Linked DNA regions of Homo sapiens: region 1 is linked to region 2. A link is an interaction called in ENCODE POLR2A ChIA-PET data of the cell type or tissue named here. Cell type or tissue: OCI-LY7. All regions are shown on one strand. Each heading gives the region's core, and the rest is flanking DNA. Links, peaks and the distances in the headings are about the cores only.

Region 1 (2,916 bases), core at 100-2,599, 150 kb after region 2:
TTTTTTTACACTTTTTATCCATAAACAAGAGAGGTCCCAGGGTTACTTACAAAGTCAATTATTTTTAAATTAAGGGGCAGGTTAATTAGTTTCTTTATAGTTATTATTGAAGTATTATTTTCTGTTCTTTTTCCCTCTCTTGGTTGTCTTAATCCTGTGCATCATTTCCCTATTTTTGAGTAGATTAAGTGATAGTGAATAGGAAAAACTTAAAAACAGCTTTTTTTTTTTTAGAATTTTTTTTTATTACGGAAAATTTAAACACAATTACAAAAGTAGGCAAAATAATGTAATGAACTCTCACGTAATCATTACCCAGCATCAGCAGTTGCCAACTCATGGCCAGTCTTACTTTATCTCGAATCACCTTCCTCTGCTTAGGTTATTTTGAAACTAATCCTAGATCTCATATCATTTCATCCATAAATACCTCTAAACTTAAGTATCGCCATACAGAAATACTCCTTTGGAAGTACTTCAGTCAAAACGATGACACTGTTATTTTCTTAAAAATTAACACTAATTCCTATTTTTCAGCAATTACCTAGTCAGTGATCAAATTTCCATTAATCTTACATTTTTGGTTTGAATTATGATCCAAATGTGGTCCAAACCTAGTAATTGCATTTTTTATGTCTTTTAAATTTCTTTTAATTTTAGGTTTCCCGCCTCTCCAGCTCTTCTTCCCTCTCCTCTTCCACCCTCCCCCTCTCCCTCTCTTTCCTTGCAATTTACTTGTTGAAAAAACCAGGTTATTTGTCCTGTAGAGTTTCTCACAGGGTGAGTTTTTGTGACTGCATCTCTGTGGTGGTTACATTGAAATTTTGGACATATATGTTGATAGGCTTTTTAATTTTTTTGAGTTTTGCTTAATGTTTACTACTTTGATGTGGAGAGGTAAGTTGGATCTTCTTTTGCTGGATTTAGAGCAGAGGTCCAAAACTGGTGCCGTGGGACACATGTGGCTCACAGGTGTGTTTTGTTTGGTAGGCACAATTGGAAATACTTTAAAGTTAATTGCCATGAGTTAGACATTGTAAAGTTCCCTTAAGAATCAAGATTTCTTCTTTTTTTAAATTCTGTTTTAAAAAATCAGAGTATCTGGGCACCCCAGCTTCTGTGGCAATGCCTCTGGTGAGTGGTGGGGCTCCTTCAGAGGGCGCATGCCCGCACCTGGTGCGAGCACACTCCTCATACAGGCTTCCTGCCTGGTCCCAGAGGCCTGCTGGGTTTGTGAACCCTGACTTAGAGGAACAGAGATTACCTTTATTTGTGTGGTGTCTCTGAAATTCAATGCATTTTTTGCCTCATGTTTTCTCCAAGCTGGTATTTGAGCTGTTTCACTGTCTAAGAATTGATGTTTATTCAGAGAGTGGTCAGAGTGCCAGCTGAAGTTCCTGCTGTGCTTCATACCTCTGTCTTAAGCCTGACTCCATGCATTGCATGAATTTGTTCTCATGTGCCTCTCCCTTGGACTGTGGATATTGGTTTTTTAGTGCCTAACAGAAGGCTTGGTGTATAGTAGGTGCTCAATTCTTATTGAATGAGTAAGGGAGAAAAGGAACCAGTAAATCAACCTGATAATGAAGGCATAGGAAGATAAACAGATCATGTAATGCACATCCATGTTTGAAACTTCAGTGATGTTAGCACCTCTACTTCCTCCACTGGCATGTGTTACTGGAAGTGATTGTAATCATGGTATGTTACTATTATAACACTGTACAATATTATAAATAATTTGTGTAGATATGCACATGTTTAGCTTAGACATTAGTCACATGTAAATCAGGGATAGGCTTCTTAATAATAGATTTTTAAACATTAGCTAGGCTTTCCTTTCTTGGCCTAAGAATTTGGAGTTTGAATTCCTCCATTTGGTTTATGTCCAAAGGAAGGAAGTACAGCATGGATAGAGCCCACAAACTTGAAGATAGTTTAGGAGGTATAGCTGGTGTAATTTTGTAATGTTTTAAAACCTGGCATTTGGATATCATTTAAAAACAATAATAATTTTAATACCATTGCATTTTAGGGTTTAGTAATCTTATTTGTTATACTAATGCATACTTTGAAATTAGAGTTGAGGTTTTAATTTTTTTGGTAGATGTTAAGCCTGCCTGAACCTTTACTTGCTGCTGACAACCTTTGATAAAAAGTGTGGGTGGGGTCAGGTTCTGTACCCTTTGACTCCAGGAGAATATTTAGTTTATCATGATTAAGAGAACAGGAAAAGTAAACACGTTACCAGTTGCATGTTCTAGTATAGGCTAAATTCTTATTCCCTAGTGGTTATTACATGAAAATGTAGTTTGAATGACTCCAAACAATCAATAAACTAACATTGCATTAAGAAATCTAGCTCATTTTATACTGTTAAAAATTGTCAACAAGTGGTACTATTAAAAGTGAGGTGTTTCAATTTTAAGCAGTCCTTCAGTGGCATTTGTGGGTGGTGAGAACTCTCATTGAGAGCATGTGGGTGCCTTCACATAGTGCAGTGGTGAGTGACGGGGATGTGCTATAGTGTTGCAAGAAATTAGAGGTTTTTTGGAGTAATTTTAATAGTACCACCGTTCTGTATTTACCAAATACTTTACATTTTTTAAACCATTTCAGTATTGAAATTATAATCACTAAACCAAATCTTTGAAAAATTCATGATTAAAATTAAAATTCTTAATGTTACTCTTGCCTCTTTTAGTGACTGAATTGAAAAAAGTTACTGGTAGTAAATGTTGGCCAGTGTTCTACATATGAATCTATGATAAGAATTTTTACAATCTGGAGGAAAACTATAAAGATTTGAAATCCAAATACTGTACTAGTATATAGTGAACTGTGTCAGAGACTGGGTCAGAGGTGTTAGATCTGAATTGCTGACCACTGGATTTCTTTCTGGGCTCCCAAGGGGAA
Region 2 (2,916 bases), core at 272-2,771:
TTGCTAACCAAAGTCTATAGTTATATTAGGATTCACTCTTGTTCCGTTCTGTGGGTTTTGACAAAGGTGTGAGGACATGCATCTGCCGTTACAGGGTTGTGCAGGATAGTTTCACTGCCCCAATGTCCTCTGTGCTCCTCCTGTTCATCCTCCCTCCCCTGAATCCCTGGCAACCATTTTTTTTTTTTTTTTTTTGAGACGGAATCTCACTGTCACTCAGACTGGAGTGCAGTGGTGTGATCTCAGCTCACTGCAACCTCTGCCACCCAGGTTCAAGTGATTCTCCTGCCTCAGCCTCCCGAGTAGCTGGGATTACAGGCGCCCGCCACCATGCCTGGCTAATTTTTGTATTTTTAGTAGAGACAGAGTTTCACCATCTCTTGGTCAGGCTGGTCTTTAACTCCTGACCTCAGATGATCCACCCGCCTCGGCCTCCCAAAGTGCTGGGATTACAGACGTGAGCCACCGCATCCGGCCCACTTATCTTTTTATTGTCTGCCTAGTTTTGCCTTTTCCAGAATGTCATGTAGTTGGGATCCTGCAGTCTGGAGCGTTTTCAGGTTGTCTGCTACTGCTCGGCAGGACGCATTTCAGGTCCTCCATGCCTTTTTGGGGTTGGATCGCTCGTTTCTGGTCTTGCTGAGTAATAGAATGTTATATGGATTCCCACACCTTATCCATTCACCTATTGAAGGACATCCTGGTTGCTTTGACATTCTAGCAATTATGACTAAAGCTGCTGTAAACATACACGTGGACATAAGTTTTCAGCTCATTTGGGTAAACACCAAGGAATGTGATTGCTGGATCATGTGGTGAGAGTGTTTAGTTTTGTTAAGAAACGACCAAACTTGTCTTTCCAAAGTGTCTACCATTTTTGCATTCCCACCAGCAATGAATGAGAGTTCCTGTTGCTCCACATCCTCACTAGCATTTGGAGGTGTCAGTATTTTGCATTTTAACCTTTCTGATAGGTGTTGTCTTACAACAATTAACATTGTTGTCTTAATTGGCAATTCTAATGACCTATGATGTGGAACGTCTTTTCATCTTTTCATATGCTTATTTGCCATCTTCGGTGAGCTGTCCAGATCTTATTGGGTCATTTTCTTATTGTTGAGTGTTAAGAATTCTTTGTATACTTTGGATGCTAGTCCTTTATTAGATGAGTGATTTGGAAATATAGTATTTTCTCCCAGTTTGTGGATTGTCTTTTCATTGTCTTAATGCTTTGTTCTTTTTATTGCAGTGAAACTAAAATTTAAGGACGCTAAGGGACAGAGAACAGTCAGAGGTTTCTCTCTGTCTTTATTCTTGTTAGATGCATTGCTGGGCAGTCTCCAGTGCTGCCTCCTTGTACATTCAGCAACGGGCCGAAGGTGGGAAGTCCTCAACCCAGAGCTGGCACAGCTCCATCAGCAGAAGGCGTGGACACTGGGGGCTTTCAAGTCCTTCCCCTATAGGGACAACCAGCCACTATTCAGGGGCTGGGCCCTTGCTGACCCTTTTTATTACCTGCCCTACCCAGAGTACAGAAATTGTGACCTAAAGGATGTCCCCTCATCACATTGCCTGACCTTATTTGGGACACACGGGACTGAGCTCCTCCCTAGTGTATTTATAGAGATGTGCACATTGGAGAAGCAAGTTCCCAGGTTTCTAAACTTAGAGGCTTCAAGCAGGGTTTGCAGGTGTTGCCTCCCCCTCCCCTGTCTCCCCGTGCAAATGTGCCTTCTTTCTAGAAAGCACACACAGACCTTGGTAAGGCCTCGGTGGAACAGTAGACAGCAGTCCCAATCCTGTCTGCTTCCTGCAGGGTGGGAAGTCACGACACGGCCGTGGAAGGGAAGTTCAGCCCACGGAGGGCTTTTCCTGTGGGTCTCCAGAACGCTTCTCCCACCCTCCCCGCCTCCTGATAACGCAATGCTCTGATACTTCAGAATAGCCGAGTATCTTCTGGGGAGTTTGATGTTAAAATATGCCTGTTTCTGGCTATGTTGAAAAACGATGGCCAAGGAGGAAGTGACCTGTTCTGGAGTTTCTCTGTCCCCAGTGAAAATAAATCATTGTGCCCAGCTGGTTCGCAATCTCAGTTTCCTTTTAAATCAGACTCTCCACCTAATTGAAAGTGGAGGTGTGTTTATTCTGGCAAAGAATGGTAGCACTTCTTGATTGAAAACGTTTGGAAAGGCCCTTAAAGTCCAGTGCGAAGTGGTGGAGCACAGCTGTCACAGTGTTTCTCCCAGTGCAGTCCAAGGACCACCAACCAGGAAGCCTGTGAAATGCAGCCTCCAGGGCACAGCCTAGCCCCACTGCACAGAATGCCTGGGGCGGGCCATTCAGATGCACATTACATTAAAAAACCATTAGGTTAAAAGCACAAACTTCCGCTGGGCGAGATGGCTCATGCCTGTAATCCCAATGCTTTGGGAGGGCAAGACGGAGGATCACCTGAGGTCAGGAGTTCGAGACCAGCCTGGCCAACATGGTGAAAGCCCATCTCCACTAAAAATACAAAAATTAGCTGGGCATGATGGCACGTGCCTGCAATCCTAGCTACTTGGGAGGCTGAGGCAGGAGAATTGCTTGAACCTGGGAGGCAGAGGTTGCAGTGAGCCAAGATCGTGCCACTGCACTCCAGTCTGGGAGACAGAGTGAGAGTCCATTTCAAAAAAAAAAAAGCACAAACTTCAGAGGCCTAAAAACCTGGATTTACTTCCTGACTCTTCTGCTTTGGGGCCAATAATTACATGACTTAATTCTTATCTGCAAAGTGGTAATAATAGGGTTGTGGAGAAAACCAAGGATCAATCCATGTCTTGCTGCATATAGAAAACTTAATTCAAAATGGCTCATAGATCTAAATGTAAAAGCAAAAACTATAAACGTTATAGAAGAAAACGGGAAAAAACCTCT

The links. Peaks named below come from ENCODE experiments on the same cell type or tissue, not always from the same donor. Only the 100,000 strongest peaks of a DNase experiment are listed, where the experiment ranks them.
Region 1: POLR2A ChIA-PET joins it to region 2 with 5 read pairs; 2 of 35 experiments call an interaction of 5 or more read pairs at or near these places.

Annotation. Positions count from the first base shown.
Region 1 is chr18:62,743,073-62,745,988 of GRCh38, forward strand. The region is part of intron 1 of PHLPP1 (PH domain and leucine rich repeat protein phosphatase 1); the gene reads left to right. Among named protein-coding and RNA genes, the nearest start is that of PHLPP1, 29 kb to the left of the region's middle. In OCI-LY7, for the core only: CTCF peaks have their summits at 1,082 and 1,281; a DNase peak (open chromatin) is centred at 1,239; H3K27ac peaks cover 966 bases.
Region 2 is chr18:62,589,593-62,592,508 of GRCh38, forward strand. No RefSeq gene overlaps it. Among named protein-coding and RNA genes, the nearest start is that of ZCCHC2, 68 kb to the left of the region's middle. In OCI-LY7, for the core only: no CTCF peak of the experiment used is centred there; no DNase peak of the experiment used is centred there.